Regions from separate parts of the Homo sapiens genome. Here region 2 is linked to region 1. The links are chromatin loops, found by intact Hi-C in ENCODE. Cell type or tissue: endothelial cell of umbilical vein. All regions are shown on one strand. Each heading gives the region's core, and the rest is flanking DNA. Links, peaks and the distances in the headings are about the cores only.

Region 1 (9,889 bases), core at 1,287-9,286:
CACTTACCCTGCGGTATTTTGTTATGCATCCCTAGCAGACTAATGCACTGGGTATGCTCTACTTTATATTTGCACTCAAGGGGACGGGATCAGTGGGAAGAAAGTCACCCACAGGGGCTGTGATGAGGCTATCTTAACCTTGAACCAAGAAGGCAGAGATGAACTACATGATTCTGAAATCCCTTTAGCACCCTGGCAGTTGAGGTAAGTCTGAGTTTTCCCCATCAGTCATTGTGATGGAATCAAAAGGAGCATTGGATTTAAGGTGATTCTGATGACAGCTTCTCCCTCCTGTTTCCCTGCCCTCCCATGCCCCCAAGAAGGTGTTACACATTCATTTTTGTTGTTGATGTTTTTGTCCACTCAGAGTGACCTATCTCCTCATCCATGCATATTCCCTTGTCAGAGTTTTTGGAACCAAAAGATAACATTTTTGAAAAATGACTGATCAGCATTCATGGTAGTCTAGTGTCATGGTTCCTAATCTTGAGCATGTATCAGAATCACCTGGAGCATTTGTTAAACTTGTTAGAACACAGATTGCTGGGTCCCACCTCCAGAATTTCTGATTCAACAGTCCTAGGGGTAGGCCTGAGAAGCTGCATTTTGAACAAACTCCCAGGTGATGCTGGTGCTGCTGTTTCAAGTATTTTGAGAACCATCACCTAGGGCAATGGAACACAAGGAAACATTATTTGTTCACAATTCTCTGGCTCCAGCTCTAACCACCTTTACTCACCACAGCAGACAGAATAGGGGTGTGTGTGTGTGTGTGTGTGTGTTGTACCTGCATTTTAAATTAGGCCTAGGTTGGGGTAAATGTTGTCTTAGAGAGTTTCAGAAAAAGGTATGCTGCTGTGATTAAATTTTTCCTCAGATGAAGCTGCTGAGGAGGCCAACTCTATCCAGTAAAAAGACATTCTAAAAAATTCCATTTAGCAAACATTTGTCTTTAACGCAAATGAACAACAAACATACTATTTAAATTTTATTGGTTTTTTTCCTTATTGTGTGACTTTCTCTTAAAAAACCCTCAAAGGGAAGAAAAGTGTATAAGTACTACAGTGATCTGTAAGCTAATTATGATAATTCAATTTACATAGAGTTTCTATTCCTACAATTAGAAGCACTAAACTTATATTGAGCCACAGGAACAAAAAAAGGGCTAGCAGTGTCGACTCTTCTTATAGTAAAATTGAAGGGACAGTTCAAAGTGGTTTGTTCTAGAAGAGTTTTATCAATTATTATTTGAGTGACCATTGATTGTGACTTGGGAGTATTCTTGTGTGTGTGAAGATACTCAATAAATGTTTAGTCTTTGTTATGAGAGCAAGTGGTGTCAATTTGTCAAAAATTCCTAGAACAAAGGAATATAATTGTATTTATTACCAGCGAACTGCACACTTAAAATGGTTAAAATAGTAAAGTATATATGTGTATTTTACCCCAATAAAAATTAATAAATAAAATATTCTTGTTAATTGGGTGCTGAGTGTACTGCCACTCACTTGCACACCTGACATTGAATACCAAGGGCAATGTGAGGAGGAGAGAGATACCCATTAAACTCTGGCAATAAGGAATCTCCTGTGCTTCCTTGTAAGTTTCAGGTATTTTCATTGTAAGCACAATAGCCAACTCTAGCTAATAAGCAAAAACAAAAGAAAACAAATTGAGAGGAAGGAGAACTGGAATAATCTGTTATGTCTAACAACAACAGCAATGACAGCAAAATCAGGCTTACCCTTGCAGGAGCCAGGGCAGCTTCAGGAACCTCAGTGACAAGATTTTGGGGACCTACTATTTGGAGCACTGTGGTTAACACAATGAGACCCAACCTCAAGGGCTCTTGTTCTCTGGTTCTCCTTCCTCCACATGTTAAACATATGGGAAAGAAAATGTGACTGGCCAAGCTCAGGTCTGGTGTCAATACCTAGGTCAATTAGCTACGGCCAGGTGTGAACAGAAGGATGAAGGAACTGCAAGTCAGGCAGCTGTCTCAAGTGGCATTTACTACACTCCTCTGCCATTTTACTCTGAAAGACTTTGATAAATTAAGCATCACCTTCCACTTTATCCCCCTCTTAATGTGCTCTCCTAGAGTAGCACCACAGGTGCCAGACTTACAACCTTTGTTTTCTCCTATTTAGTCTTAACCCTCGTTCCTAAAGCACAGGTATTTACACGAATGTATCTGGCTTAATTCATACTGAGGAGTGAATAACTGACAGCCCTTTGTTTACTGTATTTTTAAATTATTTTTTACATTTTGGTAAAACAGCCGGATACAGTGGCTTGCACCTGTGGTCTCAGCGACTTGGGCGACTGAAGCAAGAAGATCACTTGAGCCTAGGAGTTCGAGGCTACAGCAAGCTATGACCGTGCCACTGCACTCCAGCCTGGGCGTGACAGAGTAAGACCTAATCTCTAGATTTTTAGTAAAAAGTACATTACATAAAATTTACCTTATTAGCCACTTTTATGTGTACAGTTCTGTGGCATTAATTACATTCACATTGCTATGCAACTATCACCACCGTCTGTCTGCAGAACTTTTAAACCTTTTCCAACTGAAACTTTGTACTCATTAAACAACTTCCCATTCCTTCCTTCCCCCAACTCCTGGTAATTTCTAATTTACTCTGTGTCTGCATAAATTTGCCTTCTCTAGTGACATCGTATAACTGGAATAATACAGTGTTTGTCCTTCTGTGACTGGCTTATTTCACTTAGCAGAATGTCTTCAAGGTTCATTGATGTTGCAGCATGTGTCAGAGTTTCCTTCCTTTTTTAAGGCTGAATAATATTCCACTGTGGGTATATCCCACATTATGTTTATCCATGCATCTATCTATGGACACCTGGGTTGTTTCTACCTTTTAGCTATTATGAATAATGCTGTTATGAACATGGGTATATGCATACTGTATTTTTTCCCATTGGGCTCATGAACAAAGTTGCCATGGCAGCAGAGACAATAATAAGCCCCCAGTATGAGTGGCAGGTTGATCACATTGGACCACTCTCATCATGGGAGGGAGAGTGTGTTATTCTCACTGGCATAGACACCTACCCTGGATATAGATTTGCCTTCCCTACTGAAATGCTTCTGCCAAAACCACCATCTGTGGATTCCAGAATGTCTTTTTCATCATCATGATATTCCACATAGTTCTGATTCTGCCAATAGAACTAATTTTACAGTAAATGTGGTTTGTCAATGGGCTCATGTTCATGAAATTCACCAGTTTCAGTCATCTAAACAACTAGCCTGAAGGAATGATGGAATGGCCTTTTGAAGGCTTAGTTGTAACACCAGCTGTGTGGCAACACTTTGCAGGCTGGGGTAACATTCTCTAGAATATGGTATATTCTCCAAGTCAGCAAACAGTATGCCTTGATGCCTTTCCCATAGTTATGATTCACGTGTCTAATGATGAAGGGGTAGAAATGGAAGTGATTCCTCCCACTGTTACCTCTAATGACTAGTAAGTGAATTTCACTCGTATGTGAAATTTTTGCTTCCCGTAGCTGCAATTCTGGGCTATGCTAGTCTAAAGATCTTAGTTCCAAAGACAGGGATGCTTCCATGAAGCACAAAGTGTTGGTTCCATTAAACTGGAAGTTGAGATTGTCATCTTGGCAAAGAAAGGAGTGCCTGTACTAGCTGATGTGACTATTCTGACTATCAAGTGGAAATTGGTTTGCTACTCCACAGTGTGGGTAAGGAGGCTGTCCCGAATGCAGGAGAACCTGATAGTGCCTGTTAGAATTACTATGTCCTATAAGGAAAAACTACAGCAACCCCATATAGGCAGAACAGCTCTGGGCACAGACCTTTCAAGAAGGAAGGCTTAGGTCACCTGCCAGAAAGGGAATCACAACCAGCCAATGTTCTTGCTCAAAGTGAAGAGAATAGAAAATATGAAAACTTATTTCTTTCTTCCTTGCTCTGACTCTTCTTTTGTCTAACTTATGATACGTTAATAGTAGTTCACTTGATTATATACCTCAATACTTAAACTACAGGGTGGCAAAGGGTTGGGGGTGAACTAGCTACAAGAATGAGCATCACTAAAGAAGACTGAGTTTGTACTCTTTTTTGTAGAGAGTTTTGCTGTGTTTTCAGGTGTGTGAGAGACAGCTACATCACATTAGGTAGAAGCATGATGTTGCTTATGTCCTTATTTAGAAATTAAATATAGTTAAAGAGGTGCATATGGATGCCAAACTGACAACAGATGGACTCTGGTGTTTTTTAACCATGTGGACTTGGTTAGGTTAGACCTATTTTCTCAGAATATACCGCTCTGTAGGATTCTGAGTTAGAGTCAGCCAGAAGACCAATTTGAAGAAGGTGGAAGTAACACAGCAGTTGTTGCCCTTGGGGGTCATTGCGTTCGATGAGGTTACAGCAGATGCAGTGGCACCAGTGGGCTCCAGCCTGTCCTTACTCTCCCCCTCTCCGCAGCCAGCTCTTCTTCTGAAGGATGACCACCTGGAATAAGAGCAGCCCTAGGCCCCCCACCTCACTCCAGGTGGCAGATCCACAGAGATGGTAGCGATACAGAAGCACAGCTTCCGATGGCTTCCCCGTGTCTTCAGTTTGCAGCCTTATTTCGGTGCTTGGACGTGCTTAACTTCTCAGGTTGGTGACTTCCCCCGAAACTCCAAATTCCTTCCTGGAACATCACTTTCCCCAGATCCTCCTACGACCAGACAACGTCCCATTCTTGAACTAAATCCCTTGTGCCATAGAGAGCTCACAGTGCCTCTGCTTTCTGAGTGAACCCTGAATGATTCAAAATTCTGTATCACACCAGGGGAAGAAACTTCCAAGTGGTGAGTGATTGAGAGAATAGTTCCTACTCCTGGAAACCAAATAATTGCTGGTTATTATCATGTCATTATTAACTAGTAATAATAGTAGCCGGCATTTACTGAGCACCCACCATATGCCAGACACACGGCCTTATATGCCTTGTGCCATTTAATACTCACAAAAACCTGCTGAGGTAGGTACTTGTCCTATTTTGCAGGTGAGAAAGTTTTTAGAGCTAGCTCAGTGCTGAAAATGTACACTCTTGACTATGCTATTTTCATAAAATTCTCCTCCACATGTCACACATTGAAATTATTTGTTTACATATCAGTGTCCTCTACTAGAATATGACATTTCAAGGTCAAAAAGTACATATTTTTGATATCTTCATTCTTAAAGACAGAGTCTGAAAATTAGAAGGTCTATGATAAATGTTTGCTAAAGAAATTGATGAATAGAAGGAACAGTGGTGAGAAGTGTGGCCGGCATTAGTACTTCTGGTTAAAGAAAACTGGCAGTGAGTCTTGCGACCGACATTTGTTCACATTTCCAGGATGGGAGCCTAGCTACATAAAAGAATTCAGAAAGAATACAGAGTAAGCATATGCTATTAATGGGAGCAATGGTGATAAAAAGAAAATGTTATTATCCAGATCACTTCACATTTTGGTGGGAGGTCAGGGACAACAGGGAAGGGCATGCATTTTATAGAAAAAGCATTTCAAAAAGTACTTTGGAATGTGGCATTTGTTTTTACTTTAAGGAGCACATACACCTACTTGGCAGTAGGGGGAGCAAGATGCAGGGAAATCTAAAATTTTACACTGGACAAAAAATGTGAAGACAACTGAGTCATCTAGGGATAAAAGCATGGGAAAGTGATTTGACACAAAGCTGTCTGAAATGGGCTATTGATATATTTTAAATACTAACTCCTTAACTTAAAATAGTTTTGAATTGGATACTTGAAAGAGTGGGAGGGTGAGAGGGAATGGGTGATGAGAAATTACTTAATGGGTACCAGGTACATTATTCAGGTGATGGACACAGTAAAAGCTCAGACTTCATCATTATTCAAGATATCCATGTATCAAAATTGCACTTGTACTCTTTAAATTTATATGAATAAAAAAATAAAATGGTTTTTGAAATTTCTCAGTAGAGCCCTAGCATTCTAGCACACACTCAAGGGAAAATTGGGCAATGATCAGTATAGGTTTTCAATAAGGATAGAGTAGGATACGTTGTTTTTTAACCTAAATCAGCAGATTTGGGCCAGGTGTGGTGGCTCATGTCTGTAATCCCAGCACTTTGGGAGGTCAAGGCGGGTGGATCACCTGAGGTCAGGAGTTCAAGGCCAGCCCGGCCAACATGTTGAAACCCTGTCTCTACTAAAAATACAAAATTTAGCTGGGGGTGGTGGCAGGCCTCTGTAATCCCAGATATTTGGGAGGCTGAGGCAGGAGAATTGCTTGAACCCGGGAGGCAGAGGTTGCAGTGAGCCGAGATTACGCCACTGCATTCCAGCCTGGGTGACAGAGCAAGAATCCGTCTCAAAAATAATAATAATAATAACAGATTTGCTCTTTAGTGGTAAAATTCACACCACATTTATGCCAATTAGACCCAGCCTTGAACACTTTGTGGTCTAAAGAAAACCAAAATTGAAGGGAAAACTAATGGTACCATTTAATTGAAATTCCCTAGGCATAATATAGTGTGATAAGATAAAATGTGTATTGCTATAAAGGTATGTTTTGCTTATTTTGTAAACAAGGATTATATTCTGCTTTGGAGTGCAAGGAGAAAGTCACAGTCTAGTTTTATGAAGACCAAACTAGAGAAAATCGAGTTATCTTAAAGTGTATGACATCTCCACAAATGAATGTTTATGGCTTTACACTTGGAGTGTTCTTGGAACACTCTTCATAGCAAATCCTCCCTCAGAAGACCCCCACCTGGCATCAGAACAAACGTAAGTTCTTTCAAAATTATTTTGACCATCTCTGAATTTTTTAATTTGAATCTAGGAGGAAAAATCCTGTATATTCAAATTGAGCAATGTAATTGGCTAATGAATTGTTATTATTTTAATTTAATGATGCAAACATTTTGAAATCAATTTCAATGCCTGTAAAGTTGACATTTGTTTGGTTCACCTCACTTTCAGGGCATTTTCTTGTCTAATTAAACCCATGTAGCAAGGACCAGAGCTCCAAAATACTTCAGTCTTCACTTAGGCTGATAATTCTGATTATGGTGGGCATAATGAGAATCCAAACAATTTCACATGAAAACCAAAATATAATATAAAAACTCTCCATGGAATTCATCAAGTCTTATGTATCGCTTTGCTAGTATAAATATGATCAAGTTTCTTCCTAAGCCTGGGCCATGACCAAATTCTATGACATATAAATTTTGTTTTGGAATTTTTCAATTTTTCTTAAGGTCACAGCCTATGTCATTAGAACTATGGCATACATAGCTTGTCAGTCCTATTATCTGCTTGAAGCAAAGGTTTTCTTGCTATGGCATGTGATGATTTATTCTCAAAAGTATTTATTTTTGTTCACAGACTTCAAAATCAGTAAGTTACAAAATTGACTTGCTTTAAGTTTCAATAGTTCGTTCATTGATGCACATGTGTGTGTGCACATACATGAACACTAATCACACCTCCAGGATCTCCTTCAGCCCATAACATTTGCAATTCAAAGTCCCAGGTATCCTTCCACTAATATTTCTATCATCAATTCTAATTTTTATTGCAATAGCCTGATTCCCAAATCTGTAATTCAGGCCAAGACTCAGAAATCAATCTCAGGCAGGCATATTAGTTTTAGACATGATGGAAGAATGTTCCGGATTTTAATAGACAATCTTCCCCCTTCTTCTGTCTTTAAGATTATAAGGACTGCCTATAAATTAAAAGATACAATGGATGGATTACTCCTTATGAGACCCAAACTAGCATCTTTTTGCTGTCTTTCCTCCATGACTTAAATGTGCTGAAAGATGTTGGTAAAAGAGAAAGCATTAAAGATATAGATGCTCCTTGCTGTTCAAGTTGCCCTTTCTAATCTGAGTGAATGAAATCAGAGAAGAGTGAGGCAAGCCTGTGACACTTCCGGGATCTCATCATTTTCAGTGGATAAAAAGGCTTTGCATTCAACCCTCAGCACCAGGGGTTATAATCCAAACAGCCTTGTAGAGCTGGAATTTACAATTTTCTTCCAAAGGACTATGGGAGCATGTCTAAATAATTATACATCTCCACCATTGCGTAAACCAGTTTAATTAACATTTTTCAGGCATGTCACATTTATACATTCACTAAATAATTTTCTAAAATTATGCTGCATTACAAGTTGCCACATATCAACTTGGATTATTTTTACTCATGGCCCTAATCATGTCTGAATTTTATTTTCCTTTTTATATCCCTTTATTTTTTTTTGCTATAATTTGGTACTTCCATTGAAGATGATTCATACTTACAGGCTAGCCAGATGCTTTGTTCAATTTATTTGCCAAGTGTTGCATTTAATTGCCACTGACTTAATGAAAGCTGGCATTTTTTTCAGGCAGGTATAGCATTATTAAATGTCCTTTCCATTCACTTTATAATAAAAGAAATCTTGGAAAGCATTCACCAGCATCTCTCTGACTTAGTCAGAATATCCTACATGAATCAAAGAAAGGTTCTAGTTTTGGACATCCATGGGATTTGAGGAACGAGGAGATTGCAAACATGCACTTCAATTGTGTTTTGGCTTTTCAGTGGCACATGTTTCCAGAAGATATCAGTCAATTTACTCTCTATTTGAGAAGATATAAAAAATTGGGACGCAAACAATTACTTATTATTAGTGCTCAAATTACTTTTCGGTCTTTTTTAAGACTATTATTATTATTACTATTACTATCACTATAAATGCATTCAATTTTTTAAAGTAGTAATCCCAAGCAAGATTAATAAATCAAGAGATGTTCTCAGGCATGAAGCTGAAATAAAACTAGAAATACAAAGAGAATAAATTGTACAATCAAATGAGCAAGCACTCAAGTCGTATTTAGTGCTCCAAACACATTAACCTGCAATGGTTACATAAGCAGAAGGATTAGTATTTAGGTCACCAAATTAGTCTTTTGAATTTTCTTGCTCTTTATCAAGAATTCTATGTGCTTCCTGATATCATTTACCATGACATATTAACCACAGCACTTTATCTACCAGCATTTCCAATTTTTAATCTTCTTACCAATAGATATAACCTTATGGAAGAATTATTAGTGGCTCTGACAATAAACCATAACTGATGATATCTATTAAATTTTATCTATAATGCAAAGTGGTTTTGCAGAATTCTCACTTTCATGGATTAGAAAACACATTTTATATGTTTGCCTTGACTGTGTTTATGCACTAAAAAGATTTTGAAGAAATCAAGTAATTATGTGAGGAATTCAAACTAACAAAATTATACTTTTGTTAATAAAATTATTTTTTTTTTACTTTAATAGAATATTTGTTTTGAAAAGCAGGTTTTTTGCCTGTATCTTTTTGTTTGCAGCTTTGTGCATAAACAAAGTATTAAGCTGCATCTATACTTTGCTATTCTGGCCAAATCTGTTTTCAGTGACTATCTCAAAATGACTGGCTGTTTAAAAATCAAAAGGCATAGTGTTTTTGGTGCCAGTCCACAAACAATACTCATACACATTTGCGACAGTATGTCTGGGTCTTAACCTTTCCTTTTGCTATGAACGCATACGTGAGGAACAAAAAAACGGATGTTTATTATTAACAAAGATAAATTATTTATGTTTCCTGATATAAATGCTGCTGCAAAATTGATGTAGAAATCTGTAGAAATATATTCAGTTATCATGTGTAGATTCTGAAAAATGACCTGTGGCTTGATAGAACAACCCCCAAGTTTATGCTGTCTCCAGTCTTTACGGTACATGGATCAACACACTTGATCCATGATGCAAACAGTGTTGCCAAGTGACAGATTCTCCTCTCAGTTTTATCTCCTTATACACACGTCTAGGGAAATG
Region 2 (9,889 bases), core at 1,249-9,248, 340 kb after region 1:
GTAGGAAAAATATTGATATAATAACATAATAATTTAAAATATGTACCTTTACTCTTTGGTCATCAACATCTACAATCGTAGCAACACGAATTAACCTGGGGTTCCGTTTATCCACAACTTCAAGTTTCATATTTGGCAGAAAACCATGAGGCAACCTCTGTAAATGTTATTATAAGTACAACAAATCATGCAAAATTCAGTAATTCAGATATCCTACTAATTTTTTCTAAAATACTACTGTTTTAGTTTTAATATGCAGATCTTCAATACAACTGGAATTTAGTGTTTTTTGTTTTGCTTTTTTGTTTTTGTTTTTGTTTGTTTTTTGAGATGGAGTTTCACTCTTGTTGCCCAGGCTGGAGTGCAATGGTACGATCTCAGCTCACTGCAACCTCCACCTTCCGGGTTCAAGCGATTCTCCTGCCTCAGCCTCCCAAGTAGCTGGGATTACAGGCATGCACCACCATGCCCAGCTAATTTTGTGTTATAAGTAGAGACAGGGTTTCACCATGTTGGCCAGGCTGGTCTTGAACCCTTGACCTCAGGTGATCTGCCCACCTCGGCATCCCAAAGTGCTGGGATTACAGGCGTGAGCCATCATGCCCAGCCAGAACTTAGTTTTAAGAGCACATAGGACTGTATGCATATTATTTCATCCGATTCACAAAAACCTGTGAGAGAAAAAATAATTTTTTGGCCATTTTAAAGATAACTAAAAAGACAAAGACAGATTATATCATAAATTTGTTAATGATTACACTAAAGTTCAAAAAGCATCTTATTACAGTTCCTATATTAGTTTAGTTTTTTTCCTTCTTTCTGATATTGACCTTATAATTTCAGAAACTATTGACTATTCTCATTGCCCAGTTTCAAACTGTATGGCACAGAAGGCAAAATTCTTTAATAAAAACTCAGAAAGGAGAAACACGATCCTTTATAAATCTAAAATATGCTTAGATAAAAGCTGTGTAATTTCAGCTGTTAAACTGTTTTAAAAGCATACTATGATGTACTTTAAAGCCATAGCCTATGCTTTTGTCATTTCATCTGTAACAAGAGACAGGTGATCTGTGTTATGGTTTCTTTCACTTGAAAGGAAGAAACCACAGGCTCATGCCTGTAATCCCAGCACTTTGGGAGGCCGAGGTGGGCAGATCACCTGAGGTGATCTTGCTAGGAACCAAGAGTCTATAACCACAGACACACAGGGATTCATAATCACGGAGTAAGAAAAAAGACACTGGACTTAACCAAATCACAGAAACTAAGGAAATTCAACTCTCAAAAATCAAAATCAAAAGCAACTCTGATAGTTTCTATAGGTTGGCAAAAAGTTTCACTTTGAAAGCTATTACACATAAAAGTGTTCAATTGGTTTTATTGGAAACAAAAGTGTTTTGAATTTTTCAAGTTCAGAAATGGCAAAAGGAAAATAAAACCCAACTAATATGTCAGTAATAAACAGTCAAATCTTTCTGCAATATCTGGTGTGTTTCTCTCCAGCTTTTGTAGAAACACATTTTCTTTGTAAGATGCATTATCACATCTACTAAATGGAGTATACTGACTGTAATTAGGTCTTTCATCCCGGAGAATCTTTCTGTTCTCCCCAACATCACTGTCCTGAACAACAGAGGTAGAAGAGTTTAGTATTGTACACGCCTAAGGTACATCCCTGAGCTGAATCCACAATAACCCAGGACAGAGCTTGGAAGTTGCCTTCTTAGCTACTTTTCAGAATTTTATTTTCTTGTCATTTTCCTCTTGGAAAAGTCAAGTACAATAAGCATTTTTGCTTGCTGAACCTTTGCTCTTTTTAAACCCTTCCTAGTACTCCAACACTTCTACTTTCCTGATTTTATTATATGGACATTTCCCCCCAAATACTGTTAATTATAATCAATTTTTTCAAAAAATGAAATATCATTTTGTTTCAAGCCGCTCTTGATCTCTAGACAATTTTCAGTAAATGAAATTATATGCAGAAGCCCAATATATAAAATTCTGATTAAAGACAAGTTGGGGAACATGAAACACACAGAGAACTGAAAGGGAATAGAGTTTGAAAACCGCTGGTTTAGGTTTAGGATATAAATATCTTTAACTGTACTACCTATGTACTTTATTTTAGAAATTAATTTATACTTAGTTCAATCCTGGAATAAATATATAAGTACAAATTTAAAAATCAGTATTCTAACAAATGCTGAAAGAAAGGTTTACCTCAAAATATATAACATTATCCACACAAAGGCTATGCATTCAACAATTTTGTTATGGCATCATGGACAGTCAAACAGTCCCTGAGAGAGTGGTACTGTGAAAATTCAGAGTTCTCACTCAGCAGACTAATAGAACCAGAAATGTAAGGAATGGATCATCAGCAGTTGATGAGGTGTTTTCAATTGTACCTCTGATTTGCCATTTTTCAAGGAAGGAAACCATCATCTACATTTCTATATGGGAACAATAGCAGATGAGTCACCTACTTTGTATTTTTAACTAAAAGAAAAGCATATTGGTTATGAAATTACTACTTGAATTTAGAAAGAAAAAACTAGAATAATTTTAAACTGCCAAATGTAGGCATGACTCAATACAAACGTTGTTTAAAGGTGAGAGTTTGTACCCACATAGAACTTACCATTTTAAAAACTTTGGCAGGAACTGCATTGGTTTGAGTAGCTTCCAGGTATTCTGTCCAGGAAAAATTTTCTGGATTGGGATAACCTGAAAATATATATATATAAATAGCAAAAGATTACTCATAGATATTCTGATTCCCGTATACTACAAAACGTTGGATGATATGACACCTAATGTTAATTGAATGCTCACCATTAAACAGACCTGATGCTAAGAACTTCAGATATATTAATTCACTTAACCATAACCTCTGAGAAGGCAAAGGCATGCCTGCACTCAAGCACTTACTCCATGGTACTCTCATTCACTCAACAAGGTTAAGTGAGTTGGCCAAGGTCAAAGGCCATGTGAGTACTTCACAGAGCCAGGTGAGACCCAGGTTTCTGACTCCCAAGCTCCAACAGAAGGCTCCTTAGCAGTTTGAAAACACTTACAAGCAACCATCTGACCTCATACCATGAATTGGAAAAAAAAGACTCTGAAAATCTTTCAAATTTCTCTAATCATTCTATATCTATTAAAGCTTTAGTCTCATTATTAAATCTTTGTAATTACAATTTCCTAAAATTGCAGTTAAAACTATATATTGAACATGATATAAAGAACTCTATTTCAAATTTCCTTCTTGTTTCTCTTTATGTTTGTGTTCTTTCATTCCTAATTAAATTTGCTAGAGATCTATATAGTATAGTTTTATTTATCTTTCCACGCAATAAGTATTTAGATTTATTCATCAGCTCTATTTTTTCTTCTTTTTTCTTTTCTAATTATATTGTTTACTGCTTTTACTCTTATTACTTCCTCCCTCCTACATCTCTTCAGTTTATTTTATATTTGTTTTGTCAAATTGAATTATAAACATAACTTATTTTCATTTAAAATGAAATAGACAATGAACCTGCCATTGTTGCCACTAAATTCAGGTTTAGACAGCTGGACACATTTTTTAAAAATATGTATTCTTCTCACTTTTTATTTTCTAGAAACCAATTATAATTGTAATCTGTGTTGTCTTGATTTAATCCTTAAATATTTATTTGAGATACTCCAAGTAATTTTCATATTTGTTTAAAATAGTAACACTAATATCTAGTTTACTACATAATAGTTTCAGAATGTCATGTGACATATAGAATTCCTGCTTTTGAGGTTTGAGGATTTCTTTTTAGTATAAAATAGAGTCAACAATTTTTAAAAAACAGAGTATATATGTATTTTAAAGTATGTTAGCATTTTCAGTAATACAATCTAGCTATATTATGCAAAAATCTGTCCTTTAAGCAGAAAGTCTGAAGCAATATGCTCAATTCTCTAAAATAAGTATTTTTTTACAATTCCCCCATATTTCTGATCATTTTTCCTTCATTTTTATGCTTTTTAATAAAAATATATTTAAAGGAAAGTACACAAATCAAGTGGATAGACTGAACATTTTTCAAAAAACTAGCATACCAGCATAACCAGACACAGATCTAAACCAGGACATTTCCAGAGCTCCAGGATCCCCTCCCCATCATCGTCCCTTCTAGGCACCATACCACCCTCCTCAAAGAGAAATCCCTACCCTCGCTTCCAACCACAGAGATTTGTTTTCTTCTGTTTTTCCCTTTACGTAAATGCAATCACACAGCATGTGCTCCTTTGTGGTGAACATCTTTTGCTCTGCATTCCGAATGTGAGGGTCAGGTGGATTATTGCCTTCAGAACATTCATTTTCATTGTTGTATAATATTCCATTATGTGAGTATTTCACAATTTATCTATCTATTCTACTGATTGTGGTCATTTGGGTGGTTTCCATTTGGGAGCTATTATTAAAAATGCTGCTATGAACATTCTGGTATATTCTTTTTAGTGATAAGAAGTATACATTTATGTTGGAATGCATCCAGGAGTAACACTGCTAGATCATGGAGTACTTTGCTTCATATTTTGATGTTACATCATTCTGTACATAAAATGTTTGGCATGAGTTGTGCTTTCTATTTATTCTTGATATAGAGAAAATTTCCCTTTCCCTTTTGGATACATTTATGTATTTTGTCTCAAATTATTTTTACTAAAAATTATATTGCCACCCTATTATTTTCTGTTTGTGTTTGCTGATAATATTTTACCCATCGTTTTTACTTTTATATTATTTTGTTCCAGACATATCTATTTTAATCACTTTCTAAATGGACTTTTAAATTAATTTACATTTGTTTTCACCACTAGTTTTTTAATCTAATTTCTGTAAACATGTTTTAAGCTGAATTTTTTTTAAGCTCTCTTGAGGTTTCCTTTGCTTTCTATCCTTTCCTTTATGAGTTATACTATATATTTTATGTTTCAATAAGTATTTCTGCAGTTGCATTTACTTTTTCTTTTTCAAGAGATGAGGTTTCTCTAGGCTGCCCGGGCTGGAATGCGGTGGCTCTTCTGACACAGTCATAGAGGACTGCAGCCTCAAACTCCTGGGCTCATGTTGTTCTCTCACCTCCGCCTTCTGAGTAGCTGGGACTACAGGCACATGATACCACACCCAACTCTGCATTTACTTTTATAGCTGATACTTTTTAAAATCATCCAAATCCATTTATCACATTTTGGATCTCCACATTTCTGTGTAGATTTTGAACCATGCCCACACCTGGCCCCTTCCATGCTGGGCTTCTTCACCCAGGCACCTGACCAGTACATATGGTTGGATAGAGCGAAAGGAAACCTGAGTGTAGGGGACTAAGGACTGGATGTGAGGTAAGTAAGAGAGACAGTACCTGGTCCTGTCCCAGCCTGGTAAAGAGACTTGGCATGCTACTGTGAGAGTCACTATCCTTCTTCCCCTTTTTGTGAAAAACAGGTGAAAATTAAAGGCTGTGACCGTTTTAAATGGCTCTTAAGCAGCAATTGCGTCTATGCCACTCTCAGAAATGAGCTATGTACATGCAAAAAAGGGAAAATATTGTACCTGTATATTCCCTGTTCAATGAACCCAAAGAGAGAAGAATGTCATATGGCCCAGGGAGAGTTGCAAAAGCCACGTACTCCAACTTTCTTCCTTCCGACCCCAGCCCTGAGTCCTGGTAGACCTTGGGAAGCAAGAAGTAGGGCTGCAGGGGGAGTGGGAGGGGCCAGGTCCATGCACACAGCAGTGCAGCAATACCGTGGAAGAAGCTTTCCAACGATTTAAATTCCTACTTGAGACAAGAATGAAATACAGGAGACCGCCCCATGGAACAAGAACAGCCTTTAACCTCTTCACCCCTCTCAATGAAAACCCACCTCTAACTGGCTTCCATTTATAGGTAAGCACTGTACTCACTTACATGAAGTCAGTTATTCCTCATCTATCCCTGTGAGGTACACTTTTATCTACATTTTTTAGGTGAGAACTTGAGCCTTGAGCAGCCTGCCAAGTGCTATACAGTTAGAAAGTGGAAGAAATGGTATCTGAACAATGACGCGTGGCTCCATCAACCTCATACTTATCACTTCGTCCTGCTGAGACTGAAAACCCAGCGCATCCATGATCCAAGGCAGCCCCTTTCAGGCCTCAGGACTGAGATGCTGAGCTCCCTCTGGAGGCCAAGGCATAGAACTGCGACAGCGAGAGGGCGGGACTGTAAACTGCTGGACTGGAGACTGGGCTATATTGTTTAAATTATTTATTCATGTCCCACCTCATTCCATGCCATTTTGAGTTAAAAACTTGCATGCTTTGGTTCAGCCACCCATGCCCACAGCCACAGCTTGGACCTCATTCTTTAGGTCCAAGCTGTGGCTGTGGGCATGGGTGGCTGAACCAAAGCGTGGAAAAAGTGTCACAGAAATTAGGATCAAGGAAGTACTGAGCTAGGGCGTCGGCCACTCAGCCCTGGATTTCCTCATGGTGCCAGCAATTCTTCCGGTAAAACGGTAGATCTGGGTGACAAATATCTTCAGTTAATGATGAAGAATAATTAAAAATCATCTGGATGGTGGCAAAATTAGGGGTGAGATGGAGTGAAGCAGAACAGCCTGAACGCTCAGGAAGAAGGGGATTTTCCAAACAGCTGAGAACTGTTTTAGAAGACGAGGAGAACTACTTGGGATGTGGCAAAATAAGCCGTCTCCTTTACAGGCTGCAGGGAAGTGGTGGCCTCGAGAGGGACAAAGGAGGAGGCCCTGTGTGAAAAAGCTGGGATCAGCTGGACATGGCGGCACACACCTGTAGTCCCAGCTACTCAGGAAGCTGGAGTGGGAGGATCACTTGAGCCGCTGAGTTCAAGACCAGCCTAGGAACATAACGAGACCTCACCTCTATTTTAAAACACAATTTAAAAAATAAAAATAAAAAGAAGAAACTGAGATCTAGGGAGATTACTTCCAGAACCTGGAGTGGAACGCATTCAGGGTCAAGAAAAAGCCCTTCTGGAGGATGCAAATATGGAAGCAAAAAAGGAAACATGTAAGGGTTAAACAATGGTAAATATAAGTTAAAACCTTCTCTACCATGTCATTCCAATGGCTTCCTCGATTACACAGGGGAAAAGCAAGTGCTTACCATGACCTACAGGGCCCTACAGAACTTGGCCCCACTACCGCTCTGACCTCATCTCCTGTTCACTACACTCCTGCTGTAACTAGAACACTGCAGACATCCTCCCTCTTCAAGTTCTTGTACTTGTTGTTCCTTTACCTGGAGAGTTATCTGTAGATATCCTCCAGACTTGTCACCTTATCTCAAATGCCACTCAACTGTCACCTTCTCGCTCAGTCCCACCCTGACTCTCTATATAATAGGGAGCCCCCCTCCCAAATGTATGTGCCCTTCCTAACCCCATTACTTGCCTTATTCTTCTCCACAGCACTTATTGACACCTAACACAGTGTGTGTTGTGAATATTTCATTTCTCTTGCTCCATTAGAACATAGGCTGCCTTATGATAGGAATATGTTCACTTCACTGTTATTTCCTCACAACATACAGCTGGTATTCAGTAAGTATTTGGTAAATATTTGTTGAATGAATAAAATATATTTCCTGAAACATTTACATTTTACATTTTGGTGGCCAAGAATGATAGAGATACAAGCCAAAATGATACCAGTCTAGCCCCAAAATTCTGAATGAAACTCTGATACAAAGTTTTTTGCCTGCTGGTACTGGTGGCATCAGAGGTACCATTTGAACAAAATGGTGCTGGTGTGTCAATACTGGCTAATGTTCCAACAGCACTGTAAACTGGATGATGCCAAGAAAAAGCCGTCTGATCTGTGGCATCTATACAATGCAAATGTAATACTCCTCAGTTTTTTTTTCCATATTAGAAGGCCATGTAAGAAGGTGTAATACTGGTTTCAGATTTTTTTTTAAAGGCACCCTCGATTATTTTTCCTCTAGGAACAACAGCCTAAGCAGCAACCTATTTTTTCCACTGGAACATTCTTTCTAAAGAATTGAGCTCATGAATCAATAGCACAAGTCCTTAAGTTCCTGACTAGTCTGGGTGACCTGTCCCTTAGGAACTAGAGAAGCAGAACAACCACAATTATACTGGTGGCCAATTCAGGAAACAAAATCATTGCTGTATGACAAGCAGGTTTTAAGTAATGGCCAATAGTCCTATTTAATAAGCAGCAATAAAAGGGATCTGCCAAGGGTCTATCACAATAGACAAATCTATCTGTCTATTGGATCTGCCAAGGGTCTATCACAATAGACAGAATGTTCAGCATGAACACACATGCTGGATGGACACTTCATCAAACTCAATTCTACTGATGAGGAAAGTGAGACCTGGCATTTTAAGTGACTCATACAAGGCAAGGCAACTAACAACGAAGTCAAAGCTAGAGCCTGTGTCTCCTGACTTGCAATTTGTAGAAATCAAAACTTCTAAAGAGCTACTTTGAGGTTTACTGAGTGCTCTAGGCTGCTGGGCCTGAAGTCTCAGAGAAAGCATCAATAGAATAATTAGGATTATGTGACTAGTACCAGTGCGGCCCTGGCTAGCTTTCACTATCATTTTAAGAACCTGAATTATATAAGAAAGCCCCTCAGAGGCCACTTATTCATTTGTTTCAAGTGTCTCTCACAAGGCAGGGCAGTGAGTCATCCAAATATCCGGGCCTCCAATGATAGAGATTGAGGAAAGTTACACTACCTGAAAGCTGTCATTCTGCTAGTAGGTTCTGCACATACAGAAGGGCCCTTCATGGAAACAATCATAGGACCAAGTGGTCACTAATTGTCTTGTATGAAATAGTGGCATGCTGTTCAGTACATGACTCAGAAATACAAGATTTGAAGAAAATCAGATGCTTCAATCGTGGCCAAGCCTAATTCAGGTTCACCCTTTATTGTTTCAAAACACATGTTGAAAATGACCTCACATTTACGGTGCCTTAGATATTAGAAGTCTTACATTCATATTCAGCTCATAACAATTAAAGTTAAAATATCTTTCTGGCAAAAGAACATAAGTTAGACTCTCTAACATTTACAGCAGTACGTCAGATTTTTTACTTGATCATTAATTAGTTTCTAAAGCATAGGGAGAATTCTTTGATCTACAGTATGAAATATCAGCACCTCAGGAGCTTGTCAAAGAGCTCATTTTATAATTGATTGTTTTGCTCAAAGTATGGCTGAGCTGTACTATATCCAGAATACACTATGTAAAGAAATAAACTCTCTTTTGTGTCTGGCGAGATCACCAGAAAACAACCTATCTGTGTTGCACTGGCTGAGCGCCCAGCAGAACTGTCTTCAATACCATGGCTCATGCGGGATCTAATCTAACCCAATGTTTTGGCAGGCATTTGAGACAGAGTAATGAGTTCTATTTCTCTCTGTCTCTCAATACTTAAGATTTTAAAATAAAAAGCTAGGGTTGTTTTTCTCTTAGTTTCTCTAACCGTATCATATTCCACTGAGTGACACTCTATTACAGACCTAGCAATCCTCACGTTATATCTTTATTGTTCTTTATTACATCCTCAGCTCCTAGCTGTGCCTCACATTTGGTAGGCACTCAATTCATATCGTTCAATTCATTAATTAATAATTTATATTATCCTCTGAACTCTTACCTTCCTTATGCCAACAGAATCTATCTATAGAAACTAGCACAGTTCCATTTAAAATACAGTAATCTTTTGTTTGGCTAAAAAAAAGTTAATGGCTAAGGTTGCAACTAAAGGAAGGATTTCTTTGGACTGTAAATTTTTCTATTATAATATAATATAATATAATATAATATAATATAAGCTTTGC

What was found. Peaks named below come from ENCODE experiments on the same cell type or tissue, not always from the same donor. Only the 100,000 strongest peaks of a DNase experiment are listed, where the experiment ranks them.
Region 2: a loop joins it to region 1, with 20 times the contacts of the local background. A loop is called at or near these places in 39 of 110 quality-filtered maps.

The regions. Positions count from the first base shown.
Region 1 is chr18:5,873,972-5,883,860 of GRCh38, forward strand. TMEM200C (transmembrane protein 200C) reads right to left here. Exons shown (of 2, transcript NM_001395400.1): 2 at 8,101-9,889. MIR3976HG (MIR3976 host gene) reads left to right here. Exons shown (of 10, transcript NR_172496.1): 5 at 2,282-2,413; 6 at 4,472-4,648; 7 at 6,600-6,797. Among named protein-coding and RNA genes, the nearest start is that of TMEM200C, 17 kb to the right of the region's middle. In endothelial cell of umbilical vein, for the core only: a CTCF peak has its summit at 5,602 (motif pointing right); no DNase peak of the experiment used is centred there.
Region 2 is chr18:6,213,103-6,222,991 of GRCh38, forward strand. L3MBTL4 (L3MBTL histone methyl-lysine binding protein 4) reads right to left here. Exons shown (of 19, transcript NM_001330559.2): 11 at 2,648-2,733; 12 at 47-157. Among named protein-coding and RNA genes, the nearest start is that of L3MBTL4-AS1, 39 kb to the right of the region's middle. RefSeq lists an enhancer at 6,111-6,160. In endothelial cell of umbilical vein, for the core only: a CTCF peak has its summit at 6,226 (motif pointing left); a DNase peak (open chromatin) is centred at 6,169.